3 separate regions of the Mus musculus genome follow, and regions 2 and 3 are each linked to region 1. A link is a loop called in an ENCODE intact Hi-C map of the cell type or tissue named here. Cell type or tissue: heart. All regions are shown on one strand. Each heading gives the region's core, and the rest is flanking DNA. Links, peaks and the distances in the headings are about the cores only.

What was found. A loop is a pair of places that touch in the nucleus more often than their neighbours do. Peaks named below come from ENCODE experiments on the same cell type or tissue, not always from the same donor. Only the 100,000 strongest peaks of a DNase experiment are listed, where the experiment ranks them.
Region 2: a loop joins it to region 1, with 5 times the contacts of the local background. A loop is called at or near these places in 25 of 42 quality-filtered maps.
Region 3: a loop joins it to region 1, with 2.6 times the contacts of the local background. A loop is called at or near these places in 3 of 42 quality-filtered maps.

What each region holds. Positions count from the first base shown.
Region 1 is chr9:40,326,320-40,337,117 of GRCm38, forward strand. Gramd1b (GRAM domain containing 1B) reads right to left here. Exons shown (of 20, transcript NM_172768.2): 3 at 7,126-7,336; 4 at 1,099-1,119. 1700110K17Rik (RIKEN cDNA 1700110K17 gene) reads left to right here and starts at 7,153. Exons shown (of 3, transcript NR_040728.1): 1 at 7,153-7,268. In heart, for the core only: CTCF peaks have their summits at 3,190 (motif pointing right), 4,521 (motif pointing left) and 7,514 (motif pointing right); DNase peaks (open chromatin) are centred at 4,462, 6,122, 7,192 and 7,262; H3K27ac peaks cover 326 bases; H3K27me3 peaks cover 404 bases.
Region 2 is chr9:40,219,183-40,229,980 of GRCm38, forward strand. No RefSeq gene overlaps it. Among named protein-coding and RNA genes, the nearest start is that of Zfp202, 32 kb to the left of the region's middle. In heart, for the core only: CTCF peaks have their summits at 5,274 and 9,099 (motif pointing right); no DNase peak of the experiment used is centred there; H3K27me3 peaks cover 327 bases.
Region 3 is chr9:40,236,326-40,247,123 of GRCm38, forward strand. No RefSeq gene overlaps it. Among named protein-coding and RNA genes, the nearest start is that of Scn3b, 27 kb to the right of the region's middle. In heart, for the core only: no CTCF peak of the experiment used is centred there; DNase peaks (open chromatin) are centred at 5,036 and 5,316; H3K4me3 peaks cover 1,350 bases; H3K27ac peaks cover 2,072 bases; H3K27me3 peaks cover 1,696 bases.

The DNA of each region.
Region 1 (10,798 bases), core at 1,111-9,110:
AAACCTCTGAGATATGCTGGCACGGAGCAGTTTGTGGGAAGCCAGAGTGTTAGCTGACAGGTGTCTAACTTTAAGGGACGACTTAATACCATGCTGGAACACACACGTGACCCAAAGGGATCATTTGGACCCACAGCCCCACATGAAACATGAGCCTCCTCTCGAGCCCTCTCTCTGTTCCCTCCAACCCTGTCAGTCCAGCATCCTGACAGCTTCTCCAAGCCTCAGCTCCCACTGGAGCAGAACAGAGGAAGTAAGCATGCGGGAGTGGAAGGGAGGAGTGGTATTCTCAGCACAGACCAGCTTAAAGAAGGGGAGACAAGGGTCTGAAGCCAGGCCACAGTGTGCCTCAGCTGTCCAGTCCTCCTGAAGGTACAGAGCATGTGGCCAGGGCAAGCTGAGGGACTTTAGCCAGACGTTCTTCCAGGAAAGAGTCCAGGGCCATACAGTATGTGACAAGGAGAATGGAGCCCTTGCAGGCACTGCTGACTCCACAAAACACTCTCAGAGTCCAGAGCTGGATAAATAGCCACTAAGGATGACCTAAGAAGGACCCTGCTTTACAGACTAGAAGGCAGCCAAACCTTCAGTAGGAGCATGCTCTGGAGGATACTGCATATCTTTGACACACTCTGTCATATAGCACCGTTTCTTAGCACCAGCTCCTCCACAAGATGTCTTGTCCAGTGATGCTAACTTTAGCCCTAAGTTCATACCTCCTGTCTCACCCTAGCCACAGAATACCGCCTGGCCTTGAAGCAGTCACTCAGTCCTGGCTGCTCCCTACCTTCCTATAGGACATTAGATGAGGAAAAACATGAGGTGAATCATCTCTTCATGTTCCCAGATCAAATCCTCCTCCCCAGGACATACCCGTCCTGCTGTAGAAGAGAACTACTGTGTCTGTTTTGTGGTGAGATGAAGAGGTTGACAAGGGCAAAAACTCCTAAGACCCAAACGGTACTTAACACTTCTTGCAACCAACCCCCCTGCCCATCCCCCCACCCCCAACACACACACACACACACACACACACACACACACACACACACACACATTTTTCTATTACCCAACAAGAACAGAAACAGAACTACTTACATTGTACCAACTCTGGCTTTTCTGTAAAGACAAAAATAAAAGAGAATATAATTAGTTAGGGAAGAGACGATAGAAGTGGTATTCCTTCCCCCTGGGGTGAAGGTAACACAGACAGCGGAGGGTGGGCAGGGAGAAGGAATCCAAATGCAGCTGAATGCTTCCCATGTCGATGCTCAGGAGGGTCCTCCTTTCACAAGACAGCTCCAGAAAGGAGGCCCAGGGAGCAATCCATGCTGGAAGCCCCCACCACAGCTTGGGGCGATTGGAGAGGCAGGCAGTGGCAGCACTAGCTAGCGCTCAACCAGAAGGGAGTCAGAGCCCCATCGCCAGGTCCTACTGATGGGGAGGTGGGATACGTGGTAGGCATCCAAATCCTAGTCCCCCAGTGGGTTTTGACTAGAAGCAGAGTAGACACAGAGCCAAACACAGCCTCTTGCTCCAGATCATCTCCCCTGTCAAAGGCAGGGTAGAATGTTTTGGTGAAGGGGGAAGAAGGGGCTTTCTTAAAAGTCACACTATACTCTCAGCTAGAAGGTGAGCAAATTCCTTCTATCCCAACAACCGACTGACCTAACTAATAGCTAACTAATGGTTGAGGAAGAAAGTGGAATTGTGTCATCTCTAAAGGATTCTTCCAAGCCATGGTGTTATATACAACTTGGTACTCATGAAATCACATTCTGTCGCAGCTCTATGGTTGAGGAATACTCATACTGATCTCCCCATGGGATCTGAAACTTTCTAGTGAAAGAAGGGGAACGGCTTGATTGTGTTGTGTCTGTCTCCAAGCTCTACTCATGAGCATTCTGCCCTGATGTTAGAAACGTTGCCAACGGGTCAAAGCCTCAACGAGATACCAGAGGTATGGAGCCTATACATAGTCAGCCACTTAGAGCTTGTGTCAAAGAGCCAGCTAATAAACGCACAGCTGGGCAACCGCTGTGTCAGCTAGTAAGGTGTGCGTGTGTGCATGTGACAGGATGGAGGCGACTATGAACCAGGGATCTGTGACTGTGACCACAATGATGACCAGATGATCATGTGATCTCCTTCTCATCACCAGCTTCTTCCTTTGAATCAGAAACCTGCCTGACACCTTGACCCTCTACCCTGACAGTCAGCACAGTGGCCAGAGATAGGGCGTGCAAGGGGCACAGGCATGTATATGCTTTTCCCTCGCACAGATTCCACTGGTCGGTCTGACTAAGATAGCAGGCAGCAACACAGGCACTCAGTTACCCTCTGCTAGGAACTCTTTGTGGTCATTCCTCAAAAGGAATGGTGGTTTCATCTAGAAAGCACAGTCTTTTACCACAGTGGCCTCCAGAACTTGAAGACCAAACCCACATAGCCAAGACTATGTCATCATAGAATAGGAATTGCTACCTTATAGGAAAGAATTCTGGGCCAGAACATTCCCACCTAAGTAGTTCAGCTAAGTCTATTCATGCCTGGAAAGGGTGGGGGGAGCGAAAAAGTTATACCTAGCTGGACCGTCATTTCTATAGCTCTTTTTGGGTGTTCACAATGGCAACTGACTCTAGGACCACCAAAATGGGGTTGTGTTAATTTCACATCATGATGAGCACGAGTATACTCTTGCAGCTACCGACCAAGCTATCTATCCACAGTTAGCTTGTACTGCACTAACCCTGAGCAGGCTAGTCACCTGCTTCCCAGCGGAGGAAAATCTCTCTCAACTGAGCCCAAGCACTTTAGTTCTTGGAACTTTTGTATACAACTGTTGGAGGAAAAGGGTCACTGGGAACAGGATCCGTTGTGATCCTCAAACACGGTGCCTGCCCTCTCTCCCCACGTAGACGGAAGTAGATCTTCCCTTTCTCTGCACTGACATGGAGATGCTAGTTCCTTCAGAAACTACTTGACACAAACAGCTTCAGAATCCCAAGACCTTTCGGTTAGGAACACCTGTCCCATCTCTAACTAGCTCTGTGGTACCTTTATAGCTAATATTCATTATCTTATAAAGTGAGGATATAAGAAAGGATGCCCTTTTTTTTCCCTTAATTTTATTTATTTAATATATGAGTGATCTGCTGCATATACATCCCCCTGCCTGAAGAGGGCATCAGATCCCCCTATAGATGGTTGTGAGCCATCATGTGGATGCTGGGAATTGAACTCAGGATCTCTGGAAGAGCAGTCAGTGCTCCTACCCACTGGGCCATCTCGCCAGTCCCGAAAGGATGTCTTAAGTACTAAAAGAAATGAGAAAGGAACCCTGTAGAGTAAGAACTTCGGAGGCTATGCCGCTGACCATATCCCTACACAACTCCTTCTCTGCCAGCACTGAGGCACCTCAGAGACATATACACTTACATGTTCGGTGAGATTACATTAGCCCTCAAGAATACCCAGCAGGAAGGAGTTTCTAACCTTTGACCTGCCTTTCTGGGCTGAGTGTTAAAGGGACCTCCTGTGAAGGAGGTTCTCAGAGAGGCTTAAGGCCCAAGAGGGTGACAGAGGCACAGACAGACAGATCAGAGACTGCCTACCATTGTAAATTCATTGCTATGCCCCTACCTGGAGGAGAGGGCTAGAGCTCAAGAAGGCACAGAACTAGGGAGCCTGTATCAGATGGGTAAGGGAGTGGGGTGAAAGCACAGAGCTGTTAAGAAGCAGGATGGAGGGTTGGTGAGACGGCTCAGTGGTTAAGAGCACTGACTACTCTTCCAAAGGTCCTGAGTTCAAATCCCAGCAACCACATGGTGGCTGACAACCATCCGTAACAAGATCTGATGCCCTCTTCTGGTGTGTCTGAAGACAGCTACATTGTACTTACATATAGTAAATAAATAAATCTTTAAAAAAAAAAAAGAAGCAGGATGGAGCTGGAGGAGGAGAAGGGCCTGGAGGACTTGTTTTGGGTCTCTGTGGCCTTTTCTACAAGGAATCAGACAAGTGAGAACCAGACAGAATGCAAGGCTCCTAGAAACATACCCAGACTACCTTAGAGCAGTTTCCAGCCCTCGCATCGAAAAGCATCTCCTAGAACAAAGGCTTGAGGTGTCTGGAAAGCGAGCTGATGAGGGGGAAGGGGGAAGGGGGAAAGGGGAAGGGAGACTGGGACCAGGAGCTCTACATTAAGCATAAACTGGAGCCGGGAGGCAAAAAAAAAATCAAAACAAAACAAAACAATGTCTTACTTTGATCAGATTAAGTCTGTCATACTGGAAAAAAAAACCACAAAAATTAGAATTCAAACAAACAAATAAACAAACGAACAAAAAGGTGAAAGGTCACAGCACCGGGCACCGCCAAGCACCAACAGAGAGCTAAGCTGCGCGGCAGAAGCCAAGCACTGAGTGGCCCTATCTACTTGGCAGGCCTGCAAGGGCAGAGAGCAAGCAGCTCTCCGGAGCTGGAGGGGGCAGGAAAGCATGTCCTGGCTCCCCCTAGTGGCCACAGGCCATCACTACTGAGTGCAGCTTGACTGTGGCCCAAATGCACTGGTTTCTGGGAGTGACGGTCAGCCCTGAGGTCTGTAGCTCCCTACTCTAAGCGGGGAGAAAGAATCAGCCTCTACCCCTGAAACTGTGATGAGGAAGGTGAAGCCTTAATGATTTCCTGTCCCTAACAAACAAAAAAATGGAGGTCAGCAAGGGGGGGGGGGGAGACACCGTGAAGCCTCTTTGCAGGAGGTGGTTATGGGTGGCCCAGCTATAGTTGTAGTGAGAACAGTTCTAGCTCACAGAGCTTCCACGCAGCTCTACCTGGCCACCTTGAAAGGATGCGCCTAGGGGAAGCAGGTTTAGACGCTTTGGCCGTACCCCTGCAGCACCTGCGTGCAGTCCAGTCACGGGGCCCTGCATTGAACCCTTTTCCCATGGTGACTCTGGTGTAGATCCTCTGCGGTCTACGTGTCTTACACTCGCATGTTCCAGGGTGACTACGGTGGATCCCCAGTGCAGTTGTGCAATGTGGTCCTTCCTTGTCAGGCTGTCAGTAAGCACGGTGCTGCTCCTGGAATGAGCTAGGCTTGGAGGAAAGAGCTGCACACTTCACCTGAGGACGGGAAAGACTAAAGACTCAGCAGCTGTGGTGAGGAGGAGTAACCTGGTACCCACATCCAAGCTGGGTTCTCCTTCTCCCAGATGAGCCTGGAGCCTTCTGGTACACACTTCAACTAAGGCAGAGGGGCGGGCACTGGCGTAGCGACAAAAGGTCTTGTACAACTCCTGTCCCCAGCTATCAGGCATGCCGGAACCTGCCCAGCCTCCTACACCCACAGAGGACTCCCACTGGCTTCCTCACTCCAGGCTGCCGCCCCCCACCCCCCACTGGCAATAGGCACATAAAATACTGAGAGTCACAGGTCTGCCTCTGAAGGGCACAGTGGGAAGGCTTGGCTGTGGAGCTTCTTGTTCTTGCATCCATTGGAAGTGGATAGTGGTGTGCCACCGTCCTCCCTGAGGACACTCACAGACCCTGTTGTAAGTTGTCTCTCTGACTGAAGTTGGCACTTCTTCCCAACAATCGACTTCCTGGGCCCTACTGCCTTGCGACCAACTGCTCACCACTGAGCTCACCACTGGAGATCCGAGGGCCCTGGGTAGAGGCTGGCACGTCTCCCTCCCTAGAGCCTGGTGGGTACTGTCAGTCATCACCCTCCAAGGTTCTGGTACTGTACCTTCTTTAATCAAAACCCAGGTCTCTAAGCACACTGTGAATGAGTACCAGAGCGGTACAAGCAAGTCGCAGCGGGTGCCCTGCCAGGTAGCTCTCAGGGGTGGAGGAAAAGATGAACTAGGCAGATCTCATCAAGGTCTTTCCTCACTTCTGCCAGGGAGGCCACCGTTACCCATCCAAGGGTCACATGAAACAACAGAGTGACTGAGTGGAGGCTCCACGCCCACAGGGACGGAACTACCTCCTGCAGGACTCTGCGTTTTACAAAGTGCCACGCAAGGAGGGAGACACATTCCCACTAGTGGTAGTGTTTGAGAAGCAGGCAGACTCGGGAAGGGGATGGGGTGCAGGTGGAGTGGGGTGGGAGGTGGAGTCTTTTCTCTGTTGTCAGGTGCAGTGGGCGTGGTCCCTCAGTGACTTCCAAGCCAGCCTGCCAAGGGGTGGGGGTGGGGAACAGTGGGTTCAGCCCTTCTGGGAAAGGGACCAAGCAGGACATATGGGCAGAATTGGCAGGGGTAGAAGGAGGGATGCTGAGCACTACAGACAATTCAATACTAGAGGGGAGATTAAAAGACAGAGACAAAAGATGGCTTACTTTTGAGAGGCGCTTGTGAGACTAAGACCATGCATGCAAAGGTGTTTGGAAAACAGTGGGGAGAAGAGGAAGAACAAGAAATCAAAAGACAAGTTCAAGTGGGGTTTCTCCCAAGCCTCCCGAGGGGTCCCCTTTCTCAAGCCCTGCGACTCCCGTTGGTTTAGGAGCACCTGAGTAGAGGCACCTCTTGATTGCCAGAGGCCTGGGGATCGAAGGAGAACTCTGGGGAACCTTAACCATGTGAGGGAGGCCTCTATGCTAATCCTTGGATCAGGAGCCCAAGACAAGCTTGAGAGGGAAGGAAAAGTCCTGTGACTATCCTCTCTGCAAGATGAGTAGGGCATGGGCTGGGACAAAGGTAAGGCGGGGTGATGGCCAAGGAGGAGGTTAAAAATAGCCCTCCGGAAGCTTCCCTGAACTCGCTCTTCCTGGCAATACACTTGTCCCAAATAACGTTCCTTTGCCAGTTCAAAGGGCCAAATTTAACGAAGGATTATAAAGGCGACACCTCCTGCTCACCAGAGCTTCCTCCATATCTCAAGGGTCTTGAAGTTCCTTAGATGCTTACCGAGAGATGGGGAGCGGGGTGGAGAAGGGGCGCATGACTCGGGACCCTCCCTGAATGATTAACCAGGAATCAATTCATCAAGAGTCTCCCCTGCTGACGCTGACCTGTCCTGACTTCATCACATAGACACGGGGCTGTTCGGTCACATGAGTACCCAGTAGCTTCCTGCGACCAGCTAACAAAGGCTGCCAAGTCCCCAGCATCGTCTGCTCACCTTGGAATTTTTACCACCGCTCCGACCAGACTGTGAGGAGCAACTGCGTTGCACACCCTGCTCCGGGGTGGACGGGGACTTGTCCGAGGAGTGATCTGAGCCCTTCTCCACCATGGTGTCTCCGTCCTGGTTCTGTGGTGTTGGTGAGCGGGACCGCTTCCGGAGGATGGGAGAGCAGGCTGGCGTGCTGCGGTTGGAGTTACTGGCAGTGCTGCAGGGGCAGATGGAGACGGGGAATGAGATGGAGAGGGAAGAGGAAGGAAGGAAGGAAGGCTGTGAGTGACGGTCGGCCACAGACCCATGCAAAGGAGCCAGCTCAGGGAGCCCAGGCAACAGGCTGAGGAGACAACCCAGCTAGGGACTTGCTGCACTGTAATGCTGCTACTGACCAGCAGGGGGCAGTAGTGCCGGTGTGAAAAGGGAACTGGGACTAGAAACAAGCAGTCAAGTATTTAAATATTCACCCATCCAATCCTGTTTGAGCTTTAACTACATGTAGAAAGCTATTAGGGAAGATGATTTAGACCCTGAAAGAATCTCTCAATGCCACCAGTTCATTTTATACATGCTTTGTTTCAACACTTGCCCATAGTGACAACAACTCCGCTTTTCAAAGCATTCACATATATATTATTTCATAGGCATGTCTTTTACAAATTACGACGTTATTTTATCTTGCATGTATGTGTGCAGGCATGCATGTACCATGGGCATGCCTGTGGATGTCAGAGGGCAACTTGCCAGAGTCTGTTTCCTCCTTCCACAGTGTGAGTCCTGCAGAATGAACTCAGGCCACACTGGCTTGGCCATCTCGCTGGCACAGGTACCATGTGCCAGGACATTCAGTTGAGTTAATAACGGCCACTATCCTTCCATTTCATTTAAAAGATGAAGCTAAATGCCAGATAGAGAGGAGAAAGTGACCCAGGGCTAGCCTCAGAGTTTGCTACAGATGTAAGTCACTCATAGCAGCCTGGTAAGTTATGTTGCTGGTCTACGGGGGGGGGGGGGGGTTGTTCTCATACCTCCTACCCAAAATTCACCTCTAAAAAGTTCCTTGTACTTCCCATGGCACTAAATCCAGTTATACCGAGGCATTCAATCTGTTAATACAGTAAAGACCGAAACTTAGCTTGTGTTTTCAATAGAATAGAAGAGGTGAAGAGAAAAGGGTGGAGAGGAAAGAATGAACTCAGTTTGTTCTGTTTTCAGAGAACAGAGAAATCAAAGAGCTGGGCAGGGAGGGAAGAATCCTCAGAAAGAGACAGTGGAAATGGGAAGGGACATCCTGGGAGATTACATGGCCCCAGACCAAGGTGACAGGAGGGGCAGGATCCTGCCCACCTGCTCAGGAGCCAGACTAACTCAGGAAGCCTTTGTGCCATACCACATTCTGGCCTTGCCTCGGGACAGTGACATTTACATGAAGATCTAGCTGTAACCTCAGATGCTCCATGGAGACATTTGTAAAGAGTACCATGCCCTACCGCCTGGATAAACTCAATACAGAGAGAGCATCCAGCAGCCCATCCAGTATCATTGGGGAGGGGGAAGAGGTAGAGTGTGAATCTGTATGGAGTGGGGCCGGGAGCTCTGCACATGACCTCCACTATGTGTACATGCACAGATGCACATACCACGCCGCACACGTGGGGATTAGAGGACAGCTTTAGGGAGGTAGTTCTCTCCTTCCACCATGTGGGTCCCAGGGATCGAACTCTGGTCGATCCCTGGGACCCACATGGTGGAAGCTTGGGAGCAAGCACCTCTGCCCATTGAGCCATCTCTCTCTGCTCCACTGGATCTTCTCAGGCTGCCCAAACTGGAATTTAGTTCTCCAATGTGTTCTTCACCTCTGTGCCCACTCTTGCATCTGTCACTGAGTGAGTCCCCTCTGCCACCAGCCCTGCTCACAGAGACCTCTGCCTATTCCTTGCCCTTCTCCAAAGGCACCGTCATTGCTCAGAAGTGGTATCTGCCATTTCAGCCTACTCCATCCTACTCATTCTGTTTCCATAAGGCTCATTATTCCACCCTTCCCTTCCTGTCGTAGGGTCCTCCCTCAGGTTCTCAAGGTGTCTTGCCTGGACTTGTCCAATAGCCTTAGCTATGATTTCAGTGGGAAAAAAACCCGCCCAGAATAATGGGTCACCAACCCCCCCATGCTTGGCCTCCACTCCAATCCTCTTCTATACTAGAAGAAATCCCTGTAACCATAGTTCTGCACCTTGGCAGAGTCATTAATAGCCTTGCTACACTGCTAAACCTATTAAAAGATCAGCCATTGTCCTGTAGATTTGGACACGCTGCTAAGCAAATAAAACCAGTTCCTATGCATTTTATGTAGTGACTTAACCTTTCTAACTCCATGGCTTGCCCTTAACTTGATCCTACAAGCAGTATTAAAAAGAATTGCTGTTATATTTGGTGATGGGGCACTGTAGAGAGGATCAATATTGATCAGTCAACAGATAAGCCCTCTGACCTGAATTCAGCAAGAGTCCTGTAACCCTTGGCCTGTGAGAAACCCAAGCAAGAGAAGGGGGTCTGGTCAAGGTGATATGACTGTGTCACATGGCACAATGTTAAACATCCATGTTCACATAGGTGAATAAGAAAGGATCCTTGTGCTTAGTACATTTATCATGAGGCAGAGCCAGACATGACCTGTCATTGGAATATAAGCTACAGGTAGACAGGTGGTGTGAGTCAAAAAGCAGATGAAGGGGAAAAGGGAGAGAGAAGAAGAAAGAAGGAAAGCAAGAAAGGAAGGAAGGAAAGGAAGAGGAAGGAGGGAGGGGAAGGAGGGAGGGAGAGCAGGTGAAAGTGAGAGAAAGGGGGAGAGAGAGAGAGAGAGAGACAGAGAGACGAAAAGCTTTACTTGAAGAATTGGGTTCAGAAAATGTAGCCAGGTAAAGGCATGAAAGTCAAAGAAGGAGAGAGAGAGAGAGCGAGAGAGAGAGCACAAAAGCAGCATGAACAGAACAGAATGAAAGCCTTAAACAGAACAGCATGGAAAACTCGGAGAGTGAGAAGAAGCTACAGGAGAAACCATTTTGAACCGAAGTGCAAAGGATTCCTACAACCCTCCAGTCTCCCTAACAATAGGCGCACTAAGACCCTGATGACGACCCTATGCCAGGAAGATATTCACTCGTTCCCATCTCACCCACATAAGCCTGGCAACAAAGACTGGTTCACTCCTGTCCCAGGAAATAAAATGAGACTCCTGTCTCAAAAATAAAAGCGTGTCCTTGAGCCTACCCTCAGGGTCTCGCACTAAGCTGGTAAGAGCCCACTTCTTAGACTCAGGTCTGGAGGACATCCTTGAGCAATGGGGAAATGCAGCTGGGGACAAAGGTTTTCTTTCTACCAAGTGACTCTCTTCACAAGCTCCCCAACCTGCACCTCACACACCCTGGCAGCTGCGCCACTTTTCTTGGCTTCCCTTCCCTCTCCTTAGTCCTAGTGAGGTCCCTCGGGCACAGGCAGACCTTGTCAGAGTGCCAGGCTCCCTGATCAGCCACCCGTGCATTTTTTTTTCAGAACTCTGAGCGGAGCACAATGGTCAGCTGGTGTTCTTTATTCAAGTTTATGTGTTTGTCTTTATGAAAGATTGTTTCTGCCCCAGATACTGCAAAATATATACCTGCCACTCTGGGTGCCCTGTGTC
Region 2 (10,798 bases), core at 1,870-9,869, 110 kb before region 1:
CCCTCTTCTGCAATGATTCCTAAAACTTGAGAAGAGAGTTGTGATAAAGATGTTCCATTTAGGGTTGACCATTTCACAGTCCCTAATTCTCCACATGTTGAACAACTGTGTCATTAACTGTGTTAATAACCATCTAACAGAAGGAAGAGGAGGAGGAGGAGCAGGAGGAGAAGCAGGAGGAGGAGGAGGAGGAGGAAATGCAGCTTCTTGATTTCTTGATCAGGGTTGAGGTATTCACTAATCCAGGAGATATACGTAGTCATTAGGAGTTAGTTTATTGTTTCCATTTGACAGAATGGTATCAGTAATAAAAGCAACATAATACTGCCACTGAAATAGATCTGTAGATCAGTGGAATGGAAGAGAATACAAAGTGTGAAGCTTAGCAGCTTCAACCACCTGACTTTTGTTTTTTGGGTTTTTTGGTTGTTTGTTTGGTTTTTTTCAAATATGAAGGTGAGAAAAGCCGACGTTTTAAATAAATGGTGCTGGAAAAACTAAGCATCTACATGTAGAAGAATTAAAGTAGATTCTTCGCTCTCACCCTGCAAAACCATCCACCCCAAGCTTATTAAAAACTTGCATATAAGACACCTGAAATTTTAAAAGCAAACAGGGAGTAGTGAGGTTACTTCAAGACATGCTCAATGGTAGAGACTTTAGGGATAAAGCTGTGGTAGTTCAGGAAATAGGCAATGACTGACGATCATTGACAATCATGTAACTACATTTCTATAGAACCTTACTAATTTCCTGACTTTTATAGATACTGAAAATGAAATCCACATCGCTGAAGATTCAAAGCTCTCACAAACAAAAGAAAATACAGCATTTGCCTTTCTGGATATAGGTTTTCTCACTCAGAATGGTTGTTTCCAGCTCCATCCATGTGCCTATGTTCTTTGTAAGAGGGAAAGGTAAAGAGAGTGGGCCCGCAAGTTGGCTCAGTGGGTAAAGGCACCCACCACCAAGCCTGATGACCTGAGTTCGATTCCCAAAGCCCACATGACGAATGGAGAAAACTGACATTTACGAGTTGCCCTCTGATCTTAGTCACCAGGGAGAATAATATGAACTACCATAACAGCAACACTAATCCAAACTGGATATAGAAATATAATAAAAACCAGGTAAAGCCAATTACTACAACACCCACAGAAGAAAATGCAAAAACAGGTAGTGTAATCTCTGAAGTTAAAAAAAAAAAAAACAAAAAAAACAAAAAAAAAAAACTGCCTCCGGGGCCAGCCTGGTCTACAAAGTGAGTTCCAGGACAGCCAGGGCTATACAGAGAAACCCTGTCTTGAAAAACCAAAAGAAAAAAAAAGATTAAAAAAAAATATTAGTAATGATAGCAAATGAAGTAAATACAGTCATGACAACAAGGGGAATGGATCACAAAAATACAAGGACAGAAAACTGAGAGAAAAAGATGCAAGAGCTCAAATGTGATTCTACACTAGAGAAGATATGTAAAGTTAAAGATAAGAATAATGCAAAGGAATTAAACAATACTGAAAATACACTACACAGGGGTAAAACAAAGCAAAACATTCAAATAGTGACAAAGAAATTAAGGAACCAGGCCACTTCCTGCCACACTTGTTGCTTTTACGTCCAAACCAACATTCAGCCATCCTTAACAGACTAGAAGATTCTTACATTGAGGATATGTGGGGCTGGGGCCAGTCCCTCTTCCTGCTGGAAGCAGGCAACATGTGTTAGGGAGGTGGCCCCAGAGATCAACATGTGCTGGTCATGCATGCATTAATAATTTTACTACTTCGTTATTTCCCCTTTATTGACTTGTCAACTGTATTTTTAAGACACCATTTTAGTGGTTACCCTTGACATCCCAGTATATACCTCTGATTCCTAGTCTCCAAACCGTCACCACTTCTTCAGTAATGCCTAAGCTGCAAGCATTTCAACTCCATCCGTTTTCTCCATCCCAAGTGTAACTGCTGCCATGTATTTTCATAAGGCATGATTTTTTGCTTCATACAACCAACCCTGATGTAATTGTCAAAATATTTACCTGTTCTAAGGCTCAATGCTCATTGAGTTTCATGGTGTGATCAGTATTGACATAGTTTAGTAATCCTTTCAAAGAACCAACTACTTTGGTTTATTAACATGCTTTCTTTTTTGTCATTACTTTCTATATTTAGTTTATTGCTTTTTTAAAATTTATTGAGTCAACATTTTGGCTCATTAAATTTTGAAGCTTTTTTTCTACTCTCTAATGCCCCTCAGCACTGTCTTCAGAGTGGACTACTAATTCTCATAAGTGGTATTTACATTTTGCTGCAGTAGTGTTTGCAAAGTTTTATTAGTATTTCTTTTTGATGCAATGATTGTTTATAAGTGAATTCAAAAATCTCCAAACATATGACAATGGTTGTTTTGGTTTTGGTTTTTATCTTCACATAAAATGTTAGAGAAAGAAAGCCATATTACATTCATCCTTTGATACTTCAAGACTTTATTGTCCCATAGTTTAGCCATAATTTTAAATGATTTCTTTTTCTCTGTCACTCAGTAGTTAATGCTGGTCTGAAATTCATTATGTAGCCAAGGCAGACCACAAACTCACAGAAATCCTACTGCTCCTACCTCATGAGTAGCTGGACTCTTAGGTTTGAGCCTGGCTAATCTTAAATATTCCATGCCTGCATGGGAGCAGTACATACTATAAAACTCAGAGACGGATCTTTATTGCCATAAGTTATTACATTTTGTTAGTTAAATATGTAATGTACCTTCTTTATTTTTCATTTTGATCTATCAAAAACTGGGAGTGAATGCATTTAAATTGCTCACTAAAATAATAGGTACACTATTTGTTTCCATATATGCTATTCTGTGTTTTCTGATTATAGAGTTTATAGCTTGGAAGAATTGATGGAAACATCTAAAAACAGAAGACGTTTAGAACTCCAAATTGACATACTCTTGAAAGAAGCTCACCAGATTACATTATGGCTAAAGTGCCAAGACTGTAGGACAAAGAAGCAACATGAAAAGCTGTAAGAGGAAAAGGCCAACTTGTGTGCAAAGGGTAAAGCGTCAGAATCATTCCAGATTACCTGGCCAAAACTAGCAGCCAGCAAATCAGGGAGTGTGTACGTGAAGCCTTGGGAGTAGAAAGCTGTCAGCCAAAATCAGTGCGTTCAGCAAGCTCATCATTTAAAGTCAATGAGGAAGTAACATTTGGAAGATTAGCATAAAGTAAACAATTTATGAGAGCTAAATGAGCATTGCAGGCAACACTTGAAAGAATTCTAAACAAACAGGAGAGTTTCAAACAAGGAGGAACACCAGTCACCCATTAGTGTAAAGGGTTCCCCTTTACACACATCTTCACCCTCATCTCTTGTCTATTCTCTTAATGTGAGCCACTCTGACTTGAAGGACCTGAAATCAAGTTGTACTTTCATTGGCAAGAAAGTCCTTTCCGAGGACAACCATACAGGCACACATTGCTGCCCTGGCTTTTTATGTGGGTCTGGGTCTGAACTCCTCATGTTTGCACAGTAATATAAGCACGTCAACAAGCCATCTTCTCCTGAGCCCGGTTTCCATTTTTTCATCCCTTCTCCTTCCCTCTTACATTCCCCAACATTTTTCTTCTCTATTGTACTTTTGGTGGTTCTTAGACATTATTATTATCTTTTGTGCTTTTTTACATTTATTTATTTATTTATTTATTTATTTATTTATTTATTTTGGTTTTTCGAGACAGGGTTTCTCTGTATAGCCAGCCCTGGCTGTCCTGGAACTCACTTTGTAGACCAGGCTGGCCTCGAACTCAGAAATCCGCCTGCCTCTGCCTCCAGAGTGTTGGGATTAAAGGTGTGCGCCAGCACACCCGGCTTAATTTATTTTGTTTTGATCTTTTTAACTAATGAGAAATATTTTTCTGGGTTCTTGCTCTTTTTCTCTCCTTGCTAACACTCCCTCCACTTCTGTAACCCACTTCTCCATAACGCTCCCCTTTCTCTGTCTCCTTTGCTTGTCACACCTGCTTACTGTTTTTGCATTTACCCTGATGTTTTTTATTTCATAGAACATTCTTTATTCATTCTAGTGTTTCTATTTTATAATTTTTTATGTTAGTTTAATGGGCTTTAATCAAATTTAAGTTTAATTCTTTAAAGGTAAATAATATAATGCTTCTGTTGCTAATTTTTTCCTCTGTCTTGGAGATACAGAGGGCTGAGCCCTCCGAAAGAGCATCATCAGTAAGAAGATAGCCAAATAGAACCAGAAGAGACGTACAAGCCAACAGACTGTAACACAGAAATATGAACAGTGAAAAAGAAAAACTGGCTGACAGTGTCCTGCAAAATATCAAAAACTTTCAATTACTGGGTTTCAAAAACACCTGAAATAAGCAAAAACAAAACAACAACAACAAAAGAAAAAAAACCAGCAACAAAAATAGATGAATACTATAAAAGTTCCCTAGTGAAATGATCAAGGTACAAACAAGCATATTAGTCCAACCCACGATCAGGATGGGGAAGCCAACAATAGAGAAAAAAGACACCAAAATAAAAGGAGGAGTAAGCACCATGGGCATGCACAACCCAAAATAACTTCAGGAAGGAAGCTGAGGTTCTGAACATCACAGCAGTGGGGACAGAAAGATTGTGCCAGATGTCTAGGAAACTTGCTGTGGGATTGTGTCTCCTAGAAATGACAGGGAAGCTATACCCATGACAACATGACAATATGGCTGCCTGGACAAGACCTGAACAAGGGCAATATTAATAAACATGCTAATGTAGAAGGAGGAATTCTGATGAGGTCCCACTTCTAGACAAAAAACTACCGGAAACTAAGGACTGCTGAGAGAGGGAGACTTAGTCTTCTCTCAGAGATGACTCCCTCCCGCAACTAGCTACCCAATGCCAAATGGCAAGCCCTGAAATCATTATAGACATACGAGCAACGCTAATACAGATTCAGGGCTGTATTATTCAGAAAAGGGCATGTCAGCTTTTCCTGGAGACACTCTGATGACAAAAGAGAGATACAGTAAGAAACAAAGGTCCTTTGCGTTACATTCAAATTTTCCTTTCATCAGCAAGTGTGAATGACAGTGTATAAGTTAATCTACTCTCAAATAGATTCAATGTGGATATTGGTAACACACGAAAAGGTGAACAGTTTTTAATGAACTCTGACCAAGGGCTAAATTCTGAGCATGAGCATGTCTTCTCAAAGAAAATGAAGGCAATTTCATCAAGGAAATGCTCACCTGCTTCCTTTCAGACCTACTTGCAATTTGAAATAGTACCACTAGAAGGCTGCTCCCAACACGGGAGATTCACTCAGCATTCAGGGACTCCAGGTCAGCAAAATCCTGCTTTAGGATTAGGGAAATGGCTGAGATCCTAAAACCAACCTGAAAGCATCCTACTATCATCCCTGAGTTTCAAGAGGCACACATACAAAGCCTTGCTACTTATGACCAAGTAGATCTCCGGACCTAAGCCGGACTATGCAACTAAGCTGTTCGGTAACACTTTTCCTTGTGGCACTATGACCTGAAAAAATTCTAAATCAATACATCAAGGCAGGGTGCTGCGGGACTTTAGCAGAGAGCACAACATCACACCCGACAGGGAACACCTTCAGTCCTCCTTAGAAGCAGCAAGAAATTAGAGGGGTTGAATCCTCTCTGAGCGCCCCTTCCCTCCTTCTCTTCCCTTCCTTCCCCTCCCTTTCTTGCCTTCCCCTCTCCCTGTCTATTCTTCCTAAGAATAGCTGGCCACCATCTTCTAAAGCTCGGCTGTGATTTGTGATAATGTCTCCCTTTCCCTTTCTCTGAATATCTGTCCACGGCACTAATTTTGAATTATTTGTAAGGACCCACATCTATACCCATGTCAAGTCTCCCTGCTCACTGCCATCACGTGGCATCCTAACAGGCACATCTGCATTCAGAGGTACCACATTCTAACTCACCCATTATGTAATCCTTAAATATTGAAGTCTGCCCTGTTACTTCTCATAATGTAGTTGACAGTGGGATTGTTAAATATTGAGTTTGTCCTATTATTTCTCAGGGTACAAGTGTCCAGCGGCCCTGCAGCACGTAGGGGACGAGACACAGATACTTTGCCCTTGCTTGTAGACTCTTTCCTCAGGAAACATCTTGGTCCACCCCTTGGCTCTTACCCATACTTGCTTGCCAGTTCCTCCCTATTCTCAATTCATTCTCCACTTCGCCCAAGAAGCAACCTTCCATGTCCCCTCCACACTCATCCATCACAGCCCTGAGCACATCATAATCGTGTTCCTTTTCTCAAATAAAGAAAGCAACTCACTGTCATTCATTTTTCCAGTAGCCAGCCCAATTTTGGTTCATGTTAGAAAAGCTTCCGTGTTCATCAAATAGTAATTTCATGTCTAAAAAAAAAAAATCTCCAGGAGTCTATGTGATTATCAATCGATGGCTACAGGCACTCTTTGTAATATAGTATAATGCAAGATAGAAAGAAAACGCCTCTTACTCGCCAGTTTAATGGAACATTTGGGAGAGGACAAGGAACTATTTCCTGTGACCAGTCATCACATGAGCTTCTCAAGAGAGAGAGAGAAATGCAAATGGACTGGAAAGACGGATCCATGGTTAAGGATGCTTGATGCTCTTCCAGGGATCCTGTGTCTGTTTGGTTCCCAGTAGACATATCAGGTGGCTCACTCGCAACTCCAGCTGCAGGGAATCGGACGCTGTCTGCAGCTCCACCGGTACTAGCGCATGACCATGATACACATAAATTTATACACATGCACACACGCACTGAGAGGTCCAAATACCCTGGCTTTGAAAATCTTCAGTTTCCCAGGAAAATGAACAAGATTCCTCAGGGGAACTATGAACATTGGGCCATTAATCAATGACACTGGGAAAGGAAGGATAAGTCCAGAAGTGAGTCAGTTCCTGCAACACCTAGCCGAAGAGGATAATGAGGTTAGAACCGAGTCGGTTCTTGAAATTATTCAAAGCCTCACCAAAAATAATAAAACTAACATAGCAACCAATCAAAATGTTACTAATTACAATGCTGCGCTTCTAGCCAATGGTGTTAGAGGTTATCTAACCCTTCTAGAAAATTCCCCTAGCCCTGCCAACTCCTCTGGTCACTGACATTGTGGTGAATGGTTGACCCCTGCAGGCTGGTTGTTTCTAAAGAGTAAACGTCTTTGCTTTGCATATTATTTGAGTCTGGGGAGTCTGAGTCTCAGCCCCTAACAGCACGTGCACATTTAAAAAGCAAATCTTTGAGAGAGAAGGGTACAAAGGAGAAAGTAAAACAATTGAGACATTGGCCCCAACACCGACAACAAATCTAGCTTACCACCACATTCTGCTTTCACCCCCACCCAAATCCAAGGCCAAGTTCTTACTACTTTGGTGTAGAAAACTTTCAGAATACATCTAATCCTGACAGATAAAAGGGATTCGGGTATGACTACCAGTACCCCAGTCATAACAGATCTAAGGCACCTCCCATTGTTCTCTGTCAGAAGGGAACTGTCCCTAACTGTGACCACTGACATCAAGGCCACACCCTTATATCTTATAACCTGGACAGAGAAGTCATCCATGGAGGAAGGCACGCATGATGTCTCTAGACCTCATCAATCCACTGTTGCCTTTCATCCTAATGGTGGGCTGATGAGTGACTTAGGAGGGAGAAAGAACTGAGATGATCAGTGAAGTCTGGCACCCCCTCCCACCTTTGTCTAGGACCCCCTCATCTATCTGTAACCAGAGGTGACTCTGGGTCTCCCAACAGTCGTTGGAGGTGGAGACTCTGAGCAGCCAAACTAAGGAAAGAGATGTTGGGTAGGTCAAGCTGTTCAGGGATACAGTTCTCATGTCTGGAGGGCCTTGTAGTAAAGTGGCTGTTTTCTGAGTAACCCTCCACCCATCTTCCTGTTAGTAAAGTGGACATTGGCACAATCATTACTTTAATCCATTGTGGACTCCCTCCCTTTCTGAGATGAGTAGGCCCACACGTTGTATCTCCCCAGGGAAAGACTGTCACACAGCAAGCTCAGGCTGCAGGGATTTATAGTCAGGCAAAACTACAAAAAAGTCCTGAATTTGGCGCAAACAAATCTAATTTTAATGTAGGTTTCCTTGGAGCAGCCAGGGTTTAAAGCATACACCTTTGGGTTTTACCGTATGCTGCAGTGTCTGGCACACGGCAAATGCACAGCAGTGTGTGTTCGATCACGGACTGATGAATGAATTGGTGAACACTGGCTTTTTCAGGCCTTTTTCCTATAATATTCCATTTTTTTAGCCTCTGAGAATGTCAAATATTTTTGAATATATCTCAGAGTATGTTCAGCACCTGCCACACAGTTAGAACACAATGACCACTGATTGACCGCTTTTCCTGAGTATATACCGCCCAGCATCTTAAACTGTCATCAGCTGCTCAAGTAGTGAAAGTCACACAAACCTAAACCTCAAGTGTTTTCAACAAAATGAAAATAAGTATATAATTTTAAAGAAAAAAATAAGTATGTGGAAGAAATACGCAATGTATTTTTTTTATGTCACGTATAAAAGAAAGCTCAAAACAAGGCATAGGGGTTCCTGCCTGTTACTCCAACACTCAGAGGACAAAGGGAGGAGGATTGCTGTGAATCCAAGACAGGAACTAACTAGTGAATCCTTGGGCAGCCTGGGCTACAGGGTGAGACCCTGTCTCAAAACACACACATACACACACACACACACAGAGACAGAGACAGAGAGAAATAGAGAGAGACAGAGACAGAGAAAAGGAAAGAGGCAGGGAGAATTTAAGAATGAGCTCAAGGGCTGGGCAGTGGTGGCGCACGCCTTTAATCCCAGCACTTGGGAGGCAGAGGCAGGCGGATTTCTGAGTTCGATGCCAGCCTGGTCTACACAGTGAGCTCCAGGACAGCCAGGACTACACAGAGAAACCCTGTCTCAAAAAACAAAACAAAACAAAACAAAACAAAACAAAACAAAATGAGCTCAAGGAATAAGTAAGCCAACTGACTTTGCATCCTCCTGCTCATTCACTCTGGACACAAGGTGGCGACATTTCATCATCATGGAGTGAGTCCTAAACACCTGTTCTTTTTATTCAGCAAGTGTACAGTGGGAAGCATAAGCTATGCACTAGGAAATTAATGAATAGTGCATAGCTCTTGGGTATAAAGGAGCTTATTATCTATGAGGTTGGAGAGCTATATTGATAATGTAAAAGTACAATAATGACATAAAAATATAACATCTTCTGGGAGCAACGCTCCAAACAAGACAGGTCGCACATGAGGACATGCAAATGGGTACAAAGCACAAGGGAGGCGGGAGCACCGTTATCAGCAGGAAACTTTAAACCATCAGGTCCGTGAGAGTCTACCATGCACCCCAACAGAATAACTCCACTGAGAAGGGCTCAGAACCCCAGAGATGGTAGGTCTGGGGAGCAACTGGGCTCTCTCCCACTCCTGGGGAGGGGCAACTGAAGCCAACATTTGAAGAGTTCTTTATAGTTGTTGCTAAAAGCATGTTACAGATACTTCTGAGTGCTGGTCAGAAGAAATAAAATGATTATATGCACCCATGGAAAATTACATATACTAGCAAAATACTGAAAACAGTCAACTCTCCATCAATAATATAAGTATGTGAAAAATTAGAATCATAATCTGTAGCCCAGGCTAGCCTCAAATTCATGATCCTTTGTTGTGCCTCAGCAGCAGCCTGCGGCAGGGGTGTGTGGGGGGGGATTATAGTTACGTGCACTCTCTCCATGTTAGGTTCCTTTTTTCTTAAGGAGACAGACACCACAATGAGATTATAGGAAGTTCAAAGACAGTTATTTTAGGAACGGAGCTGTTTGAATAGGATAAGTGGCATAGGAGACACTGGTTGATGACCAAGCGTCCTGTGCCCTCAGCCCCAGGCTGTAGCACCACAGAGAAGGATGAGGTGAGTGGGCAGGGGAGGCAGCCACGGGGGCTGACATTTGCCATGTTGAACCAGCACAAAGGAGAGCAAATTGGGTAGCTGAGAACTGCCAGTCAATCAAAGTCAACCTTGTTTGAACAGAAAGAAAACAGCATTGGGAAACCGCCCAATTTAAACCAAGGGATCGTTTCAAGGCTTGAAATTAGACATGAAAAAGAAAAGCATGGTTTCAGCAAAGCCCAATTAAAGCATGAAAAATCCAATTTGGATCGAATTGGCAGGCCTGTCTCAGCACTGGGGCAAGATACTTATCTGGTCCAGGCGCCACCACCCAGAGACATCCATCTCCCCCTATCTGCCTCTCCTTCTCCAGCAAACACACTCCCTGGCCTTCCCTACAACACGTATGGTCCTAGCCCGCTTGCCAATCTTTTATTCCATCCATCCGTTGTCTAATGTGCTGATTCCTTTTATCTTGACACCTGCCCTGGTCCAGTCTTGTCTTGCAGTTGGATGAGTGATTACAGCAGCTGCAACAACTTTCAGGAATCTGCTGGCTTCAAACATCTGAAATTTCCTTTCTCATTGTTCTGGAGACTCGGTGCTCCAAACTAGTTTCACTGAAGTCCAGGAGTTGGCCCAGCCTCACTCTGGGGAACTGGAAGAAAATCCATTCCTAGCTCCTTCAAGGTTGGGGAACACCTGATACCCTAGACTTGTCCCTTAACCGCTACTTGTATAAGCTTGTTTGCTATGAGTCATCTCCCTTTCCCTCTGTCTCAGGAGACCTTGGTGGCATTTAGGAACCACCTGGATAACCCC
Region 3 (10,798 bases), core at 1,910-9,909, 89 kb before region 1:
TGCCTGTCTCTCTCCCATTTCTTCCATCACATCAAATGGGAGCTCTGGATGCTGATCTTTTTTCCTTTCTAGAGATTTATTTATTTATTTTGTGCATATGAGTACACTGCCATTGTTCTCTTCAGACACACCAGAAGAGGACACCAGACCCCATTACAGATGGTTGTGAGCCACCATGTGATTGCTTGGATTTGAACTCAGGACCTCTGGAAGAGCAGTCGGTGCTCTTAACCACTGAGCCATCTCCCCAGCCCTAAGGATGCTGACCTTCTAATAAATCTGAGTCCTTCTTAAACTTGTTCTCCACAGTCAAACATCCCATTTAGATCTTCCTACGCCTGTGAGATTCACTATTCAAATCTGAGAGACAGGGACCCGGAACCAATAGCTCTTGAGTTCTATAAGCCTGGGAGGAGAGACTTCCTCTGCACTCAAGGATGCCCCTGGCCCCACTGTCATCGTGACAGTGGCTATCCCATCAGAGAGTCATAGGGTAGTGTTAAACTGAGTCTTAATACTTATTTTCTTAGACTGTTTTTGGAAAGAAAGAAAGAAAGAAAGAAAGAAAGAAAGAAAGAAAGAAAGAAAGAAAGAAAGGAAGGAAGGAAGGAAGGAAGGAAGGAAGGAAAGAAGGAAGGAAGGAAGGAAGGAAGGAAGAAAGGAAGGAAGGAAGAAAGAAGGAAAGGAAGAAAGAAAGAAAGAAAGAAAGAAAGAAAGAAAGAAAGAAAGAAAGAAAGAAAGAAAGAAAGAAAGTGAGAGAGAAAGAAGAAAAAACTGTCAGGTATAGTAGCCTAGATGTTAATTTTTCACCTTGTAAGTATACAACTTACATTGTCAGATTTTTTTTTAACATTTTCTAGCACAAAAAAAATGTCATATAATCTTTATATGTACTACTTAATTTGAAAGCATATACAAAGATTGGTAAAAATGGAAATCCTAAAGCCTGAAAAGCCTGAGAAATCATAAAATTAAGGCTTTGCCTCTCCCGCCACAACTTGCCTTCCACTCCTAATGTCCACTCCCTAAGATCTCCTTTTAGCACACACTAACAAGGAGAGACAAACTAGACCTGAAGTGATGTCCTGAGTAGCTGAAATTAGGATTCCCAGTGTGTGCTTCCCTGGTGATTTTAAGGCCTGTTGTGACTCTTGATTAAAACAGACAAACAAACAAATAAACAGATTAGGAAAATAAATAAAACTTGGGGCAAATTGCAACAGTCTCCAGAATTTCATTACCTGAATCATAGACGTTTTGCATACACAACCAATGAGAAAGCACATGAGTGCATGCAGGCCTATGTAAAAATCAATCTTTGAAGTTAATTATTCTGAGTTCAAACACCGCTGCCCTAGCACACAGACACGCCCTGCTCTGGTTAGAATAGTTTGAATCTCCAAACTTCAGGTGTTGCCTATGTTTTGATAGTAAGAAGCAGCGCCTTTAAGAGGTGATTATGTTAAAAGCTTCTCCCTTTATACCCTAATAAAAGAGGTCTTTGCATAAAATCTAATTTGCTTGGCCTTCACCTATCTCCCCAAAAGGCACAGTACCACCACTCTCCTCTGGAAGATGCAGCTCAAGGTCCAGTCTTGGAAACAGGGAGCAGCTCTCACCAAACAAGAAAACACCTTGACCTTGTACTTCCCAGCTTCCAGTGCTGTGAGAAATGGATGCCTGCTCTTCATAAAGTGCCCTACTCTTACATTGCAAATGGACTAAGACACCACCACACTATTGATCTGCAATCCTGGCCACACATCAGAAGCACCTGTCACTTTCTGTGGACGTCCACTCAGAGTTTCTGACTATCAAAGCAGCAGTAGAGATCAGGGACCAGGATGTTGCAGAGTTACTGGGGGTTTCTATCCTGTGAGAACCGAGAGGCTCTGTGTCTCCACTGATGAAGCTGTTTGATCTTGAACATGGGCAGTAACTTGGAAGAACCATTGTGGGGACTTTGAGTTACATGTAGTGACTTGAAGGTGAGTTTTCCCACATTCCCTATAAAAATGGGGGATGTAGTGACAACACCGTGAGGACAAATAGGGCAGACAAGAAAGAGCAGCAGGCCAGACATCTGGAAGAGGAGAAACCACTTCCCACTGTATTTTATGAGTCATATGCACATTAATACAAAAGTAGGAAGAATAATCAAAATCAAAACTGGAAACTAATATTTCTATATTTCTATAGCTAACATCATATGCTAGAGACTCCCCTAAGTTTCAGGAACTTTGCAAGGATGTCCACTCTCAGAATTCTTATTTAACACAGTAAGGGAAGTCCCAATTAGAGGAAGCAAGAAAGGAGACATTGGGAAAAGATCTTTCCAATCTTACATCGAGAGAGGGCTAATATGCAATATATACAAAGAACTCAAGAAGTTAGACTCTAGAGAACCAAATAACCCTATTTAAAATGGGGTACAGAGCTAAACAAAGACTTCTCAACTGAGGAATATTGAATGGCCGAGAAACACCTAAAGAAATGTTCAGGGGTCTGGAGAGATGGGATCCAATGCCCTCTTCTGGTGTGTCTGAAGACAGCTACAGTGTACTCTTATACATAAGATAAATAAATAATTTTTAATAATTTTTTTAAAAAGGCTTATTTTGCTGGGCAGTGGTGGTTCATGACTTTAATCCCAGCACTTGGAAGGCAGATAGCGGTGGACTTCAGAGTCCGAGGCCAGCCTGGTCTACAGAGTTAGTTTCAGGACAGCCAAGACTACACAGAAAAACTGTCTCAAAAAAACAAAAAAGAAAAAAAAATTTTTTAAGCACCCTTAGTCATCAGGGAAATGCAAATCAAAACCCTGAGATTCCACCTTACATCACTCAGAACAGCTAAGATCAAAAACTAAGGCAACAGCAGATGCTGGCAAGGATGTGGAGAAAGAGGAACACTCCTTCACTGGTGGTGGAATTGTGAGCTGGTACAACAACTCTGGAAATCGGTTTGGCAGTTCCTCAGAAAACTGGACATAGTACTACCTGAGAACCCAGCTATACCACTCATGAGCATATACCCAGAAGATGCTCCAACATATAACAAGGAAACATGGGCTGGTGAGATGGCTCCGTGGGTAAGAGCACCTGACTGCTCTTCCCAAGGTCCGAAGTTCAAATCCCAGCAACCACGTGGTGGCTCACAACCATCTGTAACAAGATCTGACTCCCTCTTCTGGAATGTCTGAAGACAGCTACAGTGTACTTACATAAAATAAATAAATAAATCTTTTAAAAAAAAAAAACAAGGAAACATGCTCCACTATTTTCATAGCAGCCTTATTTATAATAGCCAAAAGCTAGAAACAACCCAGATATTTTTCAGCAAAGGAACGGATACAGAAAATGTGGTACACAGTGTAAATTACTCAGCAATTTAAAAACAATGACTTCATGAAATTCGAAGGCAAATAAATGGATGGAGCTAGAAAATATCATCCCGAGTGAGGTAACCCAGTCACAAAAGAACACACATGATATGTACTCACTGTGGAGAGCTTTTGGAGGCCACTTCTAGAAACTTGGAGGGAAATTGACCTCTGGCCAGGACAAGGAAGAGAGCTTAAGGAGGGAATCTGACTTTGAGCTAGGACTCAAGAAAAAGGCTCGGACTAAGAACATTTACATTTGAATTAATGCAAATCTCAGAGCCGACTCAGCCAAGGCACATGTGGCATTCCTTTTGTTTACAGGATTTTGTTTACTGCCTTGCTTTTTTCTTGACCTAGAACTGATCTTATTATTTTGTGTGTACAAAAATGGTATAAAAGCAGACTGGAAAAATAATAAACCCGCTTCAGCCTCAGAACTGGCTGGGGTCATGCTACAGTGTTGTCTAATTGTCCTTTTTCTTTTTAATCCTTTGCCCCTGCCTGGGAGAACCTGTTGACCAACTGAGCTGGCTCAGTCACTCACTGATAAGTGGATATTAGGGAAAAAGCTCAGAAAACCCATGATACAACTCACAGACCATATATGAAGCTCAAGAAGAAGGATACCTGTAGTTTGGATGCTTCAGTCCTTCTTAGAAGGAGGAATAAAATACTCCCGGGAGGTAGAGGGTGGGAGGGACTTGGGAGGAAAGGAGGAGGGGGAGGGGAAAGGGAGAGCAGAATCAGGTATGGCAGCAGTCGGGGGCGATATACTGAGGGTCAGGAAATAGAACAGAGGTGCATAGCAATAGAGGGCGGGGAACAGGGAGTAACCACCAGAAAGTTCCAAAATTCCAGGAAAGCAAAATGTTCCCAGAACCCAACGGGGGATGACCTTAGCTGAAATACCCAACAAAAGGGAGGGTGAGCCTGTAGATACCATAAGCATCTACCCACTCATTTCCAAAATTTTAACCCAGAATTGCTCAACCTCTGCACATGCATACATGGGCAAGTGCACACATACATGCATGCGCGCGCGCGCGCGCACACACACACACACACACACACTTAGGTTTATTTCTCAACACTGAAAGAAGAAATGAAGACAAGTGAATGGGGGGGGGGTTCATAGTGTAGTTCACACGGGCACCAAGGCCAGACTTCTGAGTCTCCAAGATGTTCCCACTGGGAGTCCGGTAAAGACGGCACAGACTCAGTATTTGTAGTCAGGAGAACTGACAATTGTTTTTTAAAGGTTAGGGAAACTGAAGGCCAAATTAAGAGGGATTTTTAAAATCTGTTGTTGTGTGAATGGTGCTTGTGAGTGTGATCGTGTGCTCTGAGTGTGTGGAAGTCTGAGGACAACTTTCAAGAGTTGATCTTCTCCTTCCCGGTCCCGGGCTCCCTGCATTGAACTCAAGTGGTCGGGCTTTCCTGGTAAGCTTTTGCCCGCTGAACCATCTCTCCACCTTGACATAAAAATGTTAAAACTAAGGTATCTCCCAAGATGTTAAAGACTTCTTCCTGAGGGTTAGTCGCTGGCAAGGGTCATTGTAGTGCGCTGAGATTGGTTGGGTGGAGCAAGAAATGCACACTCCAAGGGGGAAGCAGCTGCAGCAACAGAGAGAAGTAGACCGCAGCACTAGAGCCTGCTGGAGAAAAGTTAACAATGCCTGAGAAAGAAAGGGAGCCTCACAGCTCAAGGAACGGAGTGATGTCCTTGCGGGAGCACAGGCCCAGCACAAAGCCAGCAGCAGACAGGCAGGCTGGGGTAGATCTGAGGGTGCCACATGGGAAGTAGGGAACACATCTGTGTGGGTGGGTGGGTGGAATGAAGGGGGAATTTATTCTGGATTTAAGGCAGAGACTGCACTTCTAGTGGGGGTGGGGGATGGAAGCTCTACCTTGTGGGCGTGGCCCGTTTGAGAGCGAATGTCCCTTTGCTGAGGGAGCACGGCTTCCCCTCCCACCCAGAAGGGAGAGCGGCACTGCCTGTTCCCACACACCCTCCCTTAGCAGGCTCGAGCACATTAATCATAGTCTTCCTCGCCGTGTACATTAGCACAGCTTTCCCACGTCCGGAAAAATGTTCCATATTTATGCCCTCATTTAAGCCTCACTGTTCACTTGGGCGTTCATCGGGGAAGGTAGAGTTTTAAAGCTTAAAAAAAAGAAAGAAAGAAAAGAAACGCGGAGGTGTCGTGAAGCTTGTGGCTAAACGGTTGATTTCGAGTTGTGAGGGTATAATAATCAACCCTGAACTAGCATTTGTACTCTGTGCTTTCCTATCCAGCCATGTTGGCGCCCAGGTCACAGGATCTTTTGCAATATGAAAGTGCAGGGGAGAGATCTTCGGAGAGAAACGCTAACAGCCAAATCCAGCCTCACGGAAGCAGCCTTGCTTCCCAAGGAGCTGGGCTGAAGGCAGAGCACCAGCTCTTTCTTTGGTGGTCTGTTGTGTGTCTTAAGAAATGCAAGAAAATATCAAATTTCACCCCAGCTGGTTTGACACTTTCAGGTAATTCCTGTCCTAACCATACATGGATCCTGGATTAATGAGAGTATATTTTTATCTCTCAACCTTTGAGCTGAAGCTAAGAGAGCTGCTGTTCTTTGCCTGCTGGATGAGGTTGCCATGGAAACTCTTTCAGGAGAAAAAGCACCTCCCCCTTATAATGTGACAACAAGCAGGAACTAAAACGGACCATCCACTCTAAGATGAGAATGGGGGTGTGGTACACAGACCAAACAAAGCATTACCCCTCCCTCCCCTCCTTCAAGATTCCCTGTAACCCACAATTATGAAGTGTTCCCCCAAACAGATTCATGTCCAAATACACAACAGTAATGCTCTTTTGACTCCCAAAATCCTGATCTTTACTGATACTTTCTTGGGCATGGCCTGGAAGGCCAGGTATAGCTAAGGGCACCAGTTGCGTGTATTGTGTCTGAGCTGGCTTCATGTGACCAACATGTGCATTTCTTGTCCAATGACAGCACACTGCAGGCTTAAAAGGAACCCAGCTGTCGGGCGTGGTGGCGCACACCTTTAATCCCAGCACTCGGGAGGCAGAGGCAGGCGGATTTCTGAGTTCGAGGCCAGCCTGGTCTACAGAGTGAGTTCCAGGACAGCCAGGGCTATACAGGGAAACCCTGTCTCGAAAAAAAAAAAAAGGAACCCAGCTAAGAACATTTCACACACAGATACATAAAGTCAGACAGGCAGAGAAACACATAAATAAATAAATAAATAAATAAATAAATAAATAAATAAATAAATCCTGCAGATTAAAGCTTTGTGGGGGGGGGGGGGCAGCTCACTTTTGAGATACTTTTTTCTCTTCAGGATTCAGTATCTGATTTGGAATATATTGTCTTTTCAATATTCCTGGGCTGAATGCATCTTTGAATACAAAGAGAGATGATAACTCAGATTTACAACTGAGACTAGAACACAGGTCTCTTATAACTTACACAATCCCTGCAATGTTTGCATCATTAGGACTGTGAAGGATTTAAAGCATACATGCTACCCTCACTAGGGTGTATCCCTAGTAACGAAGATGATCGTTTTTAATCATTTACTTGTGCTTTTCAAGGGTAGGAATGAGGTCAAGTCTTGCCATGTAGCCCAGGCTGTCCTCAGACTTGCAATTCTCCTCCCTCTGCCTTCTGAGTGTTGGCCATAGGTGGGCACCATCGCGCCCGAATGAGGGCAGATTGTCATACACACTGCTTTGCCATTAGAGCCAAGAAGAGTGCCTGGCATACTGCACATGCTCCATAGGTGTCTGATGATTGATTTATTAACTCAATGAATGTTTGAAACGGATGGATCAAAGAATCATGTGTAAAACAGTGACAAGCTGTCAGAAGACATCAGCCCAGGAAATGGTAGTCACTAGCCCAAGAATACAAACAGTATCAATGAGAGGGAAAAGCTAGAAATTCAGCTCTAGATCTTATGCTGAGCTGCAATGTCACCTACTTCCGAATTCCCAGTACCATGGAAAATGCTGCACTTGATTTGTGGTCATAGCCTTTCCACTTATCGCTGAGGATCATTTTCTGTCATCTTATTATATAAGGTGCTTTTACCCTGGGGGAATTCCATTTTTCTGTGAATGTTTTTGTCATCTCTAACCACATCTGATGTTTTTGCGATCAAGTATAGCTACAAAGGAGGACTTAGGATCTTTACATAGGGTCAGTACCCTCTTGGTTTCCTTCCTCCCTTCCATCTTTTTTCTCGTTTTCCTCCATTCTCCCTCCCATCCTCCCCCCTCCCCCTTTCTCTCTCTTCAGTCCACAGCTGTCTTCTCTATACCTGGATAAGACCCTTCCCATAAACCCTGAATAACTTGCCTACAAAAGCTTACTGCATAGTTACAAGTCTCAGGAAGAGCCTGGATGTTTGAGGAAGAATACAGTATTCAAGGATGGAAGACAACACTAGTTTTTGTTGTTTGGCTTTTGTTTTTGTTGGTTTCACTGGTAGATTTTAGATCACCCTTGTAGATATCGGTATTCTGCAGAGTATGTGCTGTTTGGTTTTATGTCAACTTGACACAAGCTAAAGTCATTTGAGAAGAGAAAAACCTCAATTGAGAAAAACATACCCACCAGATTGGCCTGTGAGGCATTTTCTTGATTGTGGACTGATTTAGGAAAAACTTATATACAGTTTTCAGATATAGGAATGAAACAGAGTAAGCAAATAGCTATCATGCAATCATGAAGTCCCAGAGACCTAATCAAGCAAGGTTGCACTAAGGCAGCACAGGATAGCTCAAGTGCAGCTCAGACCAAGAGCTCAGTGACCTTGGGACTGATAACCACAGCCCTTCAAGCTGGGAAGTAGGGTTGAGTTCTCAGGATCTGGAGAACAGAAGCTTCCCCAAGACCCTGGCCCCAAGCCTTTCTAAACATGTGCCTGGTTTAGGCAAGGAACTAAGTTCTTTCTCCATACCTCAAAAAGAAAGTCCCTGATCAGCCTGGGCCTCACCTATCCTGATTTCTATGAAGAGCTACAGGCAATTAATGGATGCTAAAAAAGGAGAATCAGCCTCCTCCAGGAACAAGCCTCCTGATAGGTTATCCAACCTCAAATGGCTAACCCTAAAACACACACGGACACACACAACACACAGACACACACACACACACACACACAAACTTCTAACAATAATAAGAAGTCGTGAGTTTAACAAGGGACATGAGAGGAGTTGGAAGGGAGAGGATCAAGTGAGAAAGATGTAAACATAGTACTAACATACAGAATTCTCAAAAATGAATACACTAAACATTTCCTTCAGCAAAGAATTCATTGATTAAGACAGAGCTGAGAGTGTCGCTGAGCAAGAGTGCATGTTCAACATATATGAAGCCTTGAGTTTAATTCTCATGACTGCGGGGGGGGGGGGGACACAATGGAGCAGGGAGAAAGAGGAGGATGGAAAGAAAGGAAAAAGGGAAGAGAAAACAGAGGAGGCAGGGAAGTCACTCAAATGGTGTCACATGGAGTTGGGCTCTGGGGTAAATGTGATGACCCAAAAGGCACAGAGTTCCTGTATTAGACTGAAGGTTTAATACACAGATCCAATATACCAGTGATAGAAAGTGTCCATTTGTTTATGGTGATTATCACTTTGTATACAGAATGTCTCAAATCCATGAAATGAGCTAACTTGGCAGATACTGTGAAGTATGAAACCTGTGGGGTCAGAAGGAAGAGTTCAAGAATCAAGAGTAAAGAAGGCAGCTGGCACAGGAAGTCAATACGCTAGCATAGGAGGTCAAAACTTGCAGGGAATTCTGGAAAAACACTTTGTCCAGATGGAAGCAGAACCACAGAAGAGACTCGTAAAGGAGTTAGACGAAGCGGTCCACCGGCTACTGCAGCGGGCTGCTGCTGTTCAACAGAGCCAGTAGTCTAAAAATAAACTGGAAGCAGGTCAGTCAGAGGTGAGAAAGACCAGCTGAGACCACGGGGGAACCTTCCTTTCCATCTACATGGCATTTCTGTGATGCTTTTCTTAGGGCAAGGGCTGTTCCTTCACGTGATCGCCTGCATTTGATGCAAGTTCTTTTGCACAAACCTAATTCCCACCCAGGGTAGGGAATGCTGGAAAATAGAGTTCCCAGACTAAACACCATCTTAAATATCTTGTAGCTGTGAGCAGGAGAAAGCAAGAATTATTACATTCAAACCCACATAAGAGCCTGGAGCTACACAGAGAACCAACCATGAGACCAGCTCAGAGACAAGGAACTAAATAAAACATGACATGTCAGCTGTACTGTGATCAGCTGTGGCCTGTAGTGCTGCTATTGAGAGATGTGTAAAACTAGGAACTGAGCCATCCCTTTCCATTATACTTTCACAGATTCATAGTCATTCTGTTTCCTTATACATTATTTTAGATACATATTCATCAAGAAATAAAGAAGAACGAAAAGTACTGACTCAGCTGATTCCCCTACAAACCTTCTCCCAGGGGATACTAAAATTAATTCCATCAATCTTGTTCAGCTATGAAATTCCATGGTTGTTCTACTGTAAAATCATTTAATATTAAAACGTTTTCTAGATATAATTTTTTAAAGTGTCTCAGCTTTGCCTTTCCGAGTTGATTTTAGTAGATGTTCCTAAAATGATAGCATCGGTAGATGACATGACCACTGACCCCATTTTTGCAAGCTTGCAAGGCTGCAGACATTGCATTATGCAGTGCGCATCCCTAGAAGGCCTGGAGCAAAGCCAGGTAAACAGCAAGAGCTCCATGGATGCCTTGTTTCCTCAGTAAATCCTGGGTATTCTTCACGGCTGCAGACAGCTCAACACAAATCCTTTTATAACTTCTTTATTTTTCCACTCTCACGCTACCAAAATCTACTCAGAGACCAACACAGTGTTCTCAGACTATTTCCTAGTTCAGGCTTCTTCATTCAATTCCCCATATATTTAGTGACTGCAAAATATACTTTATATACTATTCTAGGCATCATATGAAATATGAAAAACCAGCAGTTGTTCCTTAACTTGTAGAGCTTGCCGTCATGGAGGCAGTAGACTGCATGTCGTTATACACAGAGACAGTTGCGCCGTTACAAATGATAATCTATGCCAAGAATGCAAAGCCAGGGTGCAACGTGGAAGAATGAGTCTCTGTCTCCATGCAGTGGTGAAAGATCATCTCTTTGGAATGACAGTTAAGCATGAGCATGAAAGATCAGAAAGAGCTAATCCTATACAGAGGAAAAAATAGCTCTCACAGAGAGCAACGAGACTAGAGCCCAATGAGCAGGAGAGGCTTGGTGTAAGTTGAACCTGGGGAGGTTGGCAGTATTCAGACACTGTGAGGTGCTTTGGGTCTCCCCACCCAAGCAACTCCTGTAACAAGTTCGAGT